Regions from separate parts of the Homo sapiens genome. Here regions 2 and 3 are each linked to region 1. The links are chromatin contacts, found by Hi-C or POLR2A ChIA-PET in ENCODE. All regions are on one chromosome and are shown on one strand. Each heading gives the region's core, a stretch centred on a gene start or an enhancer-like site at or near the end of the contact. The rest is flanking DNA. Distances are from core to core; before and after follow the strand shown. Region 1 overlaps LOC100996549 (a long non-coding RNA gene). Region 2 overlaps ADAM17 (ADAM metallopeptidase domain 17). Region 3 overlaps YWHAQ (tyrosine 3-monooxygenase/tryptophan 5-monooxygenase activation protein theta).

Region 1 (3,958 bases), core at 448-2,947:
GAATTTCTATTGTTTCAAGCCACCTAGTTTGTGGTACTTTGTTAGGGCAGCTCTGGCAAACTAACAGAATATGGGAGATTAAAATATCATCCCACTACAAGTTCATCCCAACAAGGGGTTCTGTCGGCGGCAGCACAAAGCTACCATGAAAACACCTAATTATGAGAAATGAGCTCCCAGACCCCCCTGCCCGTCACTCCCTGCTCTTATCAACTTCTGCCCCCTCCACTCACACGGACAACTGGTTTACCTGTCTGTGTCGCCCCCAAGCCAGCCACCCCCAGAACCATGCTCTGCCCATTGCTGGGCTCAGTAAAAACTCTCACTTGCGGCTAAATCACCCATCCAGAATCATACTCTGCTCCCTGAAATCCCAGACCCAGGCTGCACTGAGCCCTTCCACACGGGTACAAGAGCACATTTAGACCAAATTTCAGCAGGTCCAGGAAGGCCCTGGATGCCAAAGTTGGCACCTTCTGGTGCTTCCCGACATGCCACCCGTGGCTGACTTGCATTCTCTGCCTTGGCTGGTACCTGTCCAGCTGCACACCTGATACGCCCCAGCTCTAAATAAGGAGAGGAACTAAACCCAGCACTGCCCTGTGGCAAGCTGTGGAGAAGGAATGGGAGCGGGTGGAGGCGTACCTTCCTGCTCCATGGACGTGTGGTTAGGAAACACCATTCCCGGCCAGGAGCAGAAGCTGGGCTGGGGTGAGCCGAAGTCTCGGCCAAGACTCCTTGACCTTTAGGGAGTGCCTGAGACGCTACACAGCCAACAAGCTGCTGGGCCAGGGACAGTTGCAGAACCAGGATTGGCCTACTTTAGCCCCCTGCCCAGGGCTTGAATCCCCTCTGCAGTCTCCCTGCTTAGGGGACACCACTGTGTTTGAACACCTCAGCTGATGTGGGACTGCTGGCATCTTTCCTGCCTGGACCTGAGAATGGCTGGCCAAGGCTGAGGCTTGGAGTGGCTCATTCCCTTCCAAACTTGCCCATATCCGTGCAGTGGGCCACAGTTCCTGTCTGGGAGCCCCCCACTCCTGCAGGTCCTCCTCAGCAGCCTTCCCCATGGCTCTGTGTAAAATTTCACCCCCACCCCTTTTTCCTGCCATATTTCTCTTCTTGTCACTTTCCACCCTCTAAGTCCTGTTTGTGCATTTAACTGATAGCTTTTGGTCACCGTCTGTCTCCCCCCGTAGAGAGGCCACCCTGGGAGGGAGGGTTTATTTGGGGGCTCGGGGTTGCTACAGCAGGCACAAAGTCAGCAGCTGTGGCCTGACCGAATAGAAGAGAGGCTGGAGTGTTAAGCGGAGGCGTTTCTGCAGTGGGGCCACAACCACGCAGGGCTGGCTGGAGGGGGCTGGGCGGGGTTCCTACAGGGAGGTGATGGGTCCCGGTAGCTGTGCCGGGTCTCCTGCAGAAGAGGTTGCATTTCAGATCCGTGAGCTTCCCCTCATTCCAAACACTGGCTTCCTCCACTTCTTTTTCCTCCCCTGGGAATAATTGGAAAAATGATTCCTAAGCTGTCAGGAGAAAATAAAGAAACCATAGCGACCGATTCGCAGCCTCTCCTAAATCAGCCAAATGAGAAATAGATTTGGAACCACCTCTGGAGGGGGCGGCTAACATCTCCAGGAAGGCGACAACCATAGATTGTGTTTCAGCAGGCGGGGAGGGGCAAGGCTGGGGGTAAGCTGCCGAAAGCCCGCCTCAGCCACCCGCTGTGCTTCCAGTCCCTTCCCTGGCTCAGGGCTGGCTGGAAAGACAGAGACGTTTCATGCGGGGCTCCGCAGATGGCAGGCGTTCCACACCCATTCCCTCACTTCTCTGGAAATAGCCCCGGGAAGTAGGCAATGTTACTGACTCCGTGTCACAGACCAGGAAATGCAGACCTGCCTTGGCCGCAGAGCTGGTTCATGGGAGGGGGATGGAGCCAGTTCTCACGCTGACATTGGCCTGGTCCCCACAACTGTGCCTTTTCTGTTGTGTCCCCAGAATTTTAACATTCTCCAGCCAGACACAGGCCAAGACCGACAATGCTTCACTTGGTGAAGACCATTTTCTGTTCCTCCAGCAGCCTCCGTGACCTCGGGTGGGCCATTCGGTCAAGTAATCCTGAATTTACCTCCCAGTAACATTGTGTCTTTGAGCCGTCATCAGGCTTCTTTCAGGGTAGACCCACGGGACTGTGTAGAAAAGGGCTTGAAGGAGGAGATTTGTGCCGGAGCCCCTGGTGCTGTCAAAGTCAAATAAAATATACAGACAAATCTCTAAGTTTAAAATGTTTTATTTGGGGAGCAAGAATTTCAGTTTGGGGCATACACACAGACTGGGTGGTCTTCAGTATGTCCAAAGAGCAAAGAGAAGGTTGTAGGTTTCATAAAAATGAGAAATGTTATGGATTGTTAGGAAAGCAAGTTCATTAGCACTAGCAACGTTTTGGGGATCCGGCAAGCTCTGATTGGTGAGTGGGTGAAACTAGTCTTAGATTTCCGCAGGTTGTTTCTGTAGCTATTAGATCAAACCGGTTTCAGGTTGCAACACTTGTTCCAGCAGCCAGGGTTGGAGACAGTTATACTCTTGGAGCAATGTTACGTGGTCCAAGTGCTTTTTCCTGTGGTCTCATAACTCTGCTTGGCTATGACAACAGTGACCTTTGTATGATCAACTTTCACAGTGGCCACAGGAGAAGCCAGATTTGAGCCCATGCCCATGCCTTCTGGCTGGCTTTCTCTCCCTTGCTCCTGGCAGGGCAATGCAGGGTGAGTGACAGAAGTGGACTCAGCTACAGGCAACATTGAGTGATCTAGGTTCCAAGTATGGCACTTTATCCGTTGTCTTATCAACATAAAGATACAGCGCTTTGAAATTTTGTCAAATTCAGGTTTGAGCAGCCTGATGCAGAAATTCCTGGGTCAGGGACTCCAGGGCGGGGATTTGGAGGGGTGAGCTGGCTGCAAAGTCTCTGGTCAATGTGGGTTCTGGAAAAGAAAGAAAGAAGGAAGGGAGTCTCCTCACTTCACCTCTCTGGTCTCTCCAACAGTGTCCACCGTTCTGAGCCCTCAGCTGCCTGTAGCTCTTTACAGAACAGACCCCACCCTGCTTTGTATCCAACTTTGTATCCAGCATCTCAGATGTTGCCACAAGGGGCAAAACCAGGGGTTGGGTGACTCCCTAGCCAGAACTCCAAGGCTACACATAGCTATTTAGACAAAAGAAGTGTGCTTATTTATTTGCTTTAGGATGCAATTTCATGAGTGACATTTAGCATTTGTTGAGCCCCTATGTTTACAAAGTGCTTCCACCCACATGGTCTCATTGGACCACCTGTGAGGGAGCACAATGTGACCTCCACCTTAAGGACTGAGTGTGGGAGTTGACCAGGAGCCCAGGACTGTCCAACTCCTATTCTAGGGGGTTCTTTACATCCACAGAGGTTTTGAAACCCAGGAGCATGCCTTCCGGAGCACTTAAATTGCATTTGATGTTTAATGACTCTTATTTACTTATCACAAATACAATTTTTAGTGATACGAGAGCCAAGTCACAAAGACTAGATTAAACATTACTCTCTTCTGTTGCATTGGCTTCTCTACATCATGGTAACAGGTTGTCAGGTTCAACTGCAGCATTGCTGTTAGAGGCAAAGGTAGGCAGGAAGCTCATTCTTGCAATCCCTAGAACTTTAGTAAAAACTCAAAGATATCTATTTTTCTAACCAGATACTATTAGCTTTATTTTGCATCCATTCATTTACTGAAGCCTACATGTGTTTCAGTAACTATGCTAAAAGATTCTGTTTGTCCCTATTTAAGGGCACTCTTAGTTCAGTGGGAGTTGGTGGCAGTGGCAGATATGTACAGTTACAAGGTGATGCAATGACAGTGACAGGCAGAGGGAGGTCTGGGAGCACAGAGGGGAGGCACCTAATCCAGCCTGGTTATATCAGGGAGGGCTT
Region 2 (3,958 bases), core at 807-3,306, 220 kb before region 1:
TTTCAAAACCCTGTACTATGCTGTCTCTATCAAGCTGGGTGGACTATGAGAAAATTCTTATTGCTGTGCAAAATTAATAAATGCTGCTTTCTATATTTAAAAGTACTCATGCGGCCGTGCGTAGTGGCTCACGCCTGTAATCCCAGCACTTTGGGAGGTTGAGCTGGGCGGATCACGAGGTCAGGAGATCGAGACCATCCTGGCTAACACAGCGAAACCCCATCTCTACTAAAAATACAAAAATTAGCCAGGCATGGTGGCGGGTGCCTATAGTCCCAGCTACTTGGGAGGCTGAGGCAGGAGAATGGAGTGAACCCGGGAGGCGGAGCCTGCTGTGAGCCGAGATCGCCAGCCTGGTTGACAGCGCGAGACTCCCGCTCAAAATAAGAAAAAAAAAAAGTACTCGTGCTTTTTTTCCTCCTCAAAACAACATATCTTGCAAAAAAGTAACCCACAATTACAGTTAGGAAAATAAATACAAGGTATCTAAGACAGACATTAGAATATAGACTCCATTGGCACCAGAAGACAGGAAAAGAGGGGAGGGGAGGGGAGGGGAGGGGAGGAGAGGGGGAGGAGAGGGGAGGAGAGGGGGAGGAGAGGGGAAGGGGAGGGGGAAGAGAGGGGAAGGGAAGGGGAAGGGAGGGGAAGGGAGGGGAGGGGAAGGGAGGGGAGGAGAGGGGAGGGGGTATACACTTCAGTTCTTTAGTGGGCTTACTATTCTTTTTGTTGAGTTTCAGTCCAGTTCTTTAATTGGCTTACTATTCTTTTTGTTTTCTATGACTTTCCATCCTTACATGAAAACTAGGAGTGGTGAGCAAGACTTTCTCAAGTATTATTTATAGTCTTTCAATGTGTCCATGAACACCAAAGACAAAGAAAGGTATATTATTCATCTCACCCACAGAAACAAATTTTGTCAGCTGTTGTACTGAAAATATATTACTTCCCCATGGGATTGCAAAAGTCTTTAAACTACCGGAAAGAAATCTAGACTGGGACTATCTCCATGGCAACAAATATTTTTAACTTTTTGAGCATAACAAGGTAATTTTAGTTTGCTTGTGGTTTTTTAATGGTCAAAGGGAAAAGACAATAGAACATTATTTCGTAAATCCTTGGAACATTTTCTTCTGCTATCCTAAAACATATCTTCCCACACATTCTCAGTTATGATTTTTCCCTCCAGTTATGCTGAGAACTTTCAAAAGCATACTTATTATAAATGTCTTATTATTTTGTTTTAAAGCTAAGAGTTGCAACATTACTTAATGTTCTTTTCAGAAAGAAATCAGTGGAATTGCATTTTTCATTTGCTACATTAAGAATCTTTTCTAAAGATAAAGACCAAGCGATTATAAAATTCATGTTTTTTGATTTTCCAATATTAGCTTTTGAGTTATAAAACGTCCAACAGAATGTCAAAATTTCTTTTACTTTATCCTCCCAAAATTATGTGAAGTCATTTTCTTACAGATTTCTTTAACGTTTTATCTTTCTGACTTTTGACTTAAGAATTTACAGTAACTAAAGACCAGCTAACCAGTTTGAATTAACATTATTACCCTAACCATTTTTAATGGTCCATTTAGTCAGGTATATCACTTTCATTTCTTTATCAGTTCTAGACCTTCTCAAGTAATCTGATATATTTCACTTTTAGGAGAAACATTTAACTTTTTCCAAAAAAATTCAGGCAACATCAAAAAAGTATCAAAACAGTATATACTCCGCAGCTTTTTCGTTATTTAAAAATAAGATAATTTCTTGATTTTTTTTTTTTTTTGAGACGGAGTCTCACTCTGTCGCCCAGGCTGGAGTGCAGTGGCGCAATCTCGGCTAACTGCAAGCTCCACCTCCTGGGTTCACGCCATTCCCCTGCCTCAGCCTCCCAAATAGCTGGGACTACAGGCGCCTGCTACCACGCCTGGCTAATTTTTTGTATTTTTAGTAGAGACGGGGTTTCACCGTGTTAGCCAGGATGGTCTCGATCTCCTGACCTCATGACCTCATGATCCATCCAGCTCGGCCTCCCAAAGTGCTGGGATTACATGTGTGAGTCACCACGCCTAGCTGATAATTTCTTGATTTATAACAAAAAGGAAATGAAACTTGTAAGGCAAATTTTAAACAAGTTTCTTTTTTTCTTAAGTTACTTCAACTCTTCATACAACCTCTCAGTGTTTCTATGCTTTTTCAACCTCTAATAGTTACATCCAAATTTAATGCAATGATCTTGGTTTAAATTACTTTGCCTTCCACTGCTATCGAAAAACGGAATCTTCTCATTTACCATCAAGTAATGAGGGGTTTCATAGAGTTAATTCAGCCCTGATACAAACTGATTACTTCAGCTATCTTTGTTTTTGTTCTTGTTTTAAACTTTAATGACGCAATATGATAGAAAAGAAAGGGTATGGGCTTTGGAGTCTGACAAACTTGGCTTAAGTCCTACTTTCATTTACTCACTGTCCGACCTTGGCCTCAATCTTTGAATCCTAAGTATTTATCTACAAATGGAAATAATATCACCTAATAACTGAACGGTTTTGGGGATTAAAGGAAATAACCTATTTTAAAACACCTGGTATAAAATTCCATAGACTGTTAGATAAATTTCCCATTAAATATTTAGTATGGAAACTTTGTAAAATAAATTACATACTTCCCTGCTTTCTTACACAGAGAAAAGATAACAAGTGGCTACGATTTAATATTTTCTTAGGGAATCAATGTCATCTACGAAACTTGAAAGAGAAATATGTAAGGCTATGGAAGTTTTTGCCTCTAGAATACGGATTCTACAGGCCACTTCAAATCCAAAGAAACCCAAAAAGCTAAACTTTGAGTTCTTTTCATTTTATAGTTTCCTCACTCTTCCTTCGCTCCTACTTATTTCTTGCTACTATATCCACTTCTTCACCAAACTCTCCACCAGTATAGCAGAAATAACACAAGTTTTGGAGTCCAACCTTTGTTCAAATCTTGTATCTGTCATTTACTAGCTGAGTAATCTTGGGCAAGTTACTAAGCTGTCTAAGCCTTAATTTTTTTTTTTTTGTTCCTTCAAAAAAGGAATCACTTTTAGAGATAACTTATGTAAAATGCCAGTAAATTACAGAAAATAAGTACCTGATTAACTGTAGCTATTAATATTACCAATCTGCTCAAATTTGGTGTAAGTTGAAAGCTAATAACCAATACTATAATATTCTGACATAAAATCGAATAAAAAGAAGTCATTAAAAAATAACCTAAGGATAATTGCAATAGCTAGGAAAAATTAATTTGCATTAAAAATTTGCCTAAAATAACCACATGACAATGAACCAATCTCCTTAATATACTAAGCACTGCTACAATTCAGTAGTTAGAAAGACAAATTCAATAGAAAAATAGTCAAAAGAGATAAAAAGGCAGTTTACAGAAATATAAAACAAATTACTTACAAATATATAAAAAGATGCTCAATGTCACACAAAATGAAAATCAAAACAACTATAAAATGCCATGCCCTTTAGAGGGGTGACAGTTAAAGGCTGATAAACCTACTATTGGCAAAGATAACAGGAAACAGGTAAACTCATATATTGCTGCTGGAAGAATAAATTTGTCAAATCTCTTTGGGAGGAAAGAGCAATATCAATAAACATAGTATACATATCCTTGACCCAGTAATTCTCCTTCCAGGAATATATCCTATAAAAACACCTCATCAAGGTACACATTTACAAAGATACTCACTAGAGCACTGTTTGTTGTATTAAAAAAATCACTTTGGTTAAACAATATCCATCTGTAGTGTATTAGTCAGTATGTTGTTACAATTCTATGCAATAGGAATATTTATGCAGCTGTTTAAAATGAGGTAAATATGCTATCTATATCACCTATACACACACAGAGACCTATAGGCAAAAAACATGCATTAAAATATTTTGGGTCGGGCACGGTGGCT
Region 3 (3,958 bases), core at 1,070-3,569, 150 kb before region 1:
TGCAACCTCTGCTTCCCGGGTTCAGGCAATTCTCCCACCTCAGCCTCCCCAGTAGCTGGGACTACAGGTGTGCACCACCATGACCGGCTAATTTTTTTTTTTTTTTGGTAGAGGGGGGTTTTCACCATGTTGGCCAGGCTGGTCTCCAACTCCTGACTCAAGTGATCTGCCCGCTGTGGCCTCCCAAAATGCTGCGATTACAGGCTTGAGCCACCGCGCCCAGCCTCTTGTACATTCTTTTAAGGATTCAAAACATTTAAAATCTATGTATGTTCCCCTCTCCCTCATGTTAGCACACTACACATTATTCTACACCTTAGCTTTTCCATTTAGTAAGCGCTCTGAGATAATTCCATGTCCATATATTTAATAGCTGCCTCATTCTATATATAACACTATATGTACAGTATTCTACTGTATGGGCACCCTAATTATTTATTTAGCTTCCTCTGAGGAACACTTAAGCTGCTTCCAATCTTGGTATTTCCAACTATGCACCAAATGTACACTTGATCCACAAGATAAATTGTTAAACTGTCCTTCCTGGAGTTAATTTCAATTTATACTCCCACTAGCAATGCATAAATGTTCCCATTTCTCAACATCTTTCTGAACCCAGTGTGTAACAAACTTTAAACACCTTTTCCGGCCAGGCTTGGTGGCTCATGCCTGTAATCCCAGCACTTTGGGAGGCCAAGGCAGGCAGACTGCCTGAGCTCAGGAGTTTGTGACCAGCCTGGGAAACACGGTGAAACCCCGTCTCTACTAAAATAAAAATAAAAATAAAAATAAAAATAAAAAACCTTTTCCAATCTAATGGGTGAAAAATACCTTACTACAGTTTTATTAGCATTTTTCCTTATCATAAATGCAGGTGAACATCTGTCTGTGTGTGTGTGTGTATATTTTTTGAGACGGAGTCTCGCTCTGTTGCCCAGCCTGGAGTGCAGTGGTGTGATATCGGCTCACTGCAACCTCCGCCACTCAGGTTCACGCCATTATCCTGCCTCAGCCTCCTGAGTAGCTGGGATTACAGGCACATGCCGCCACACTGGGCTAATTTCTGTATTTTTACTAGAGAAGGGGTTTCACCATGTTGGTGAGTGTATATCCTTTGCCCTTTTCCTAATGAGTTTTTCCTTACTGCTTTGTAGGAACTCTATATACTAATTAGTTCATTTTTTAGCTGTCTCTCAGATGAAACTATATGTAAACAGCCTGTCTGGCAACACAACTGCATTTAATATTTTTCTTTTTTTTTTTTTTGAGACAGAGTCTCACTCTGTCGCCCAGGCTGCAGTGCAGTAGCATAATCTTGGCTCACTGCAACCTCCACCTCCCGGGTTCAAGCGATTCTCCCGCCTCAGCCTCCCAAGTAGCTGGGATTACACGTGCGCGACACCATACCCGGCTAATTTTTGTATTTTAGTAGAGATGGGGTTTCACCATGTTGGTCATGCTGGTCTCGAACTCCTGACCTGTGATCCGCCCATCTTGGCCTTCCAAAGTGCTGGGATTACAGGCGTGAGCCACACGCCTGGCCTAATATTTTTCTATTACTTTTTTTTTTCTTTTTTTTTTTGAGACAGGGTTTTGCTCTGTTGCCCAGGCTGGAGTGCAGTGGTGTGATCTCGGCTCACTGCAACGTCCACCTCCCAGGTTCAAGTGATTCTCCTGCCTCAGCCGCTCGAGTAGCTGGGACTAACAGGCACATACCACCATGCCCAGCTAATTTTTTTTTTTTTTGTATTTTTAGTAGACTGAATTTCACCATGCTGGCTAGGCTAATCTCGAACTCCTGACCTCGTGATCCACCCCCCTCGGCTTCCCAAAGTGCTAGGATTACAGGCGTGAGCCATCGTACCTGGCATTTTTCTATTACATTAAATCAGATAAAACAGTACCAACACTTCTGACCGACATGAGAAACGCAAGTGAATATGACTGTGATTTCAGCACAAATAAAATAGACAAAGAGGAGACTTTTAGTTGAAATGCAAGTCTGAATTTGTGTTTATTGTCTACCTGACCATATGAAATGGTAACACATTTTAAAGGTTACTAAATTCTTCCTCTTTTTTTTTTTTTTTTTTGAGACAGAGTCTCAGTCTGTCACCCAGGCTGGAGTGCAGTGGCATAATCTCGGCTCACTGCAACCTCTGCCTCCTGGGTTCAAGCAATTCTCCTGCCTCAGCCTCCCAAGTAGCTGGGACTACAGGTACCAGCTACCACGCCTGGCTATTTCTTGTATTTTTAGTAGAGACGGGGTTTTCGCCATGTCAGCCAGGCTGGTCTCGAACTCCTGACGTAATCCGCCCACCTCAGCCTCCCAAAGTGCTGGTATTACAGGCGTGAGCCACCGAGCCTGGCCAAATGTTACTAATTTTAGAGCAATAAAGAGCAGTATATCAGATTAAAACACACTGCATTCACTTTCAGTATGGAGTACTTAAGAAATGTGTGACTCACAACCTTAAAATAGATTCACAGAAACATGACTTTCTGGTTCCGGCAACACAGTGAGACTGAGCTTACGGAGAATACCTCCCTCTTCTACTAAAAATAATCTAAATGCTAAGTAGAAATACTTTAAATAAAAATAGAAAAAACATACAGTAGAGCTTCAAAGAAAAGAGGGGAAATACATCGAGGCGCTAGATAGGAGGAAAGAAAGCTACAGCAATAAGTGAAAGTTTACAACACAACAACAGTGTGGAGGAGGGTGAGGACCCTAGAAAAACTTTGTCATCGCTGAGAAGTAGCCAGAAATCTACTTCCTGGGTTTTTGGGGGTGCAGTCTCCCATAAAAAGCAGAAACTCGAACCTATGTTCTTCTGTGCAGGTGCTAGTCAAACGTTTATTTCATGCATGATGTATGAAAACACAAGCTGAAAATGTTAAAAATGGGCTGGAGCACAGTGTGCCCAGCACAAATAATCAAAACTACTGTGTAAACAGAGAGATTCTCACAATCTAAGGTACACACAAGTGCCATAAAAAAAAGCAACATCCACGCTATTAAAAATAACAGGCTGGGTGCGATGGCTCACGCCTGTAATCCCAACATTTTGGGAGGCCGAGGTGGGTGGATCACTTGAGGTCAGGAGTTCGAAACCAGCCTGGCCAACATGGCGAAACCCCGTCCCTACAAAAATTAGCCAGGCGTGTTGGCGGGTGCCTGTAATCCCAGCTACTCAGGAGGCTGAGGCAGGAAGATCACTTGAACCCAGGAGGTACAGGTTTGCAGTGAGCTGAGATTGTACCACTGCACTCCAGCCTGAGCAACAGAGCAAGACTCCAAATCAAACAAACAAACAAACAAACAAACAAAAATAACAAAAATACTCAAGGGACGGATTCTCTATCATGAGGCGTCAGCAGACACAAACAGGATAGTCAGTTCCCAAGAGCTTTAAAACTGTGTATAATAAAACATAAATATGCTGAAAATAATTAAATAATCTTTTAAAGATGTTGAGGCTGGATACATAGGGTTACTACAGGATTTTCTTCACCTCTACCTAAGTTTGAAATTTTTCCTGACTAAAACAATCAAAAAGATTTTAAAAGAAAAACAGAAGCCAGGAGAAATGAACCATATATACAGTGAATTTTAAAAGGCAGCTTGGAGGTGGGAGAAGCGGAAGGGCTTTTAGAATAAAAAAAAATGAAAACAACTTTAAAATTGGAGATGGACAAAGAAAATTAATACAACAAAAGGCATATTTGAATAAATTACTCAGAATACAGAATAAAGAATAAGACAAAAAAAGTGGAAAAATTATAAGATGCGAATAGAAAGAGAAGGTCTAAGGTAATAGCCAACAGCTATTTCAGGAGAGAACAGAAAGAATGAAGATGAGATGTTATTCTGGGATAATGGCCGAGACTTCCAGTAATGGGATAAATACCTTGAGATAGGAAAAGCACAATAAATCCCAAGCAAGATAAAAAAAAA

Evidence for each region. Hi-C counts contacts between places; a loop is a spot of excess contacts on that map. ChIA-PET counts read pairs that join two places held with the same protein, here RNA polymerase II (POLR2A). Pooled maps may share reads with other maps.
Region 2: a loop to region 1 is called in a map of upper lobe of right lung, with 2.9 times the contacts of the local background. The contact joins two enhancer-like sites. A Hi-C loop is called at or near these places in 1 of 168 maps with a recorded cell type or tissue (upper lobe of right lung) and 1 of 37 single-sample maps with no recorded cell type. POLR2A ChIA-PET finds 5 or more read pairs at or near these places in 1 of 52 experiments (GM12878).
Region 3: a loop to region 1 is called in a pooled map, with 2.4 times the contacts of the local background. The contact joins two enhancer-like sites. A Hi-C loop is called at or near these places in 1 of 37 single-sample maps with no recorded cell type and 13 of 50 pooled maps. POLR2A ChIA-PET finds 5 or more read pairs at or near these places in 9 of 52 experiments (H1, MCF 10A, OCI-LY7 and 5 more).

What each region holds. Positions count from the first base shown.
Region 1 is chr2:9,756,319-9,760,276 of GRCh38, forward strand. LOC100996549 (a long non-coding RNA gene) reads right to left here. Exons shown (of 3, transcript XR_241267.4): 3 at 2,272-2,981. Among named protein-coding and RNA genes, the nearest start is that of TAF1B, 85 kb to the right of the region's middle. RefSeq lists enhancers at 397-919, 920-1,442. Within about 2 kb of position 1,698, at least 10 of the 41 ENCODE cell types and tissues checked have a DNase peak (open chromatin) inside an H3K27ac peak, as active enhancers do.
Region 2 is chr2:9,537,340-9,541,297 of GRCh38, forward strand. The region is part of intron 2 of ADAM17 (ADAM metallopeptidase domain 17); the gene reads right to left. Among named protein-coding and RNA genes, the nearest start is that of ADAM17, 17 kb to the right of the region's middle. Within about 2 kb of position 2,057, at least 14 of the 41 ENCODE cell types and tissues checked have a DNase peak (open chromatin) inside an H3K27ac peak, as active enhancers do.
Region 3 is chr2:9,605,637-9,609,594 of GRCh38, forward strand. All of the region lies in intron 2 of YWHAQ (tyrosine 3-monooxygenase/tryptophan 5-monooxygenase activation protein theta), which reads right to left. Among named protein-coding and RNA genes, the nearest start is that of YWHAQ, 23 kb to the right of the region's middle. RefSeq lists enhancers at 2,180-2,259, 2,310-2,409, 2,530-2,579. Within about 2 kb of position 2,320, at least 30 of the 41 ENCODE cell types and tissues checked have a DNase peak (open chromatin) inside an H3K27ac peak, as active enhancers do.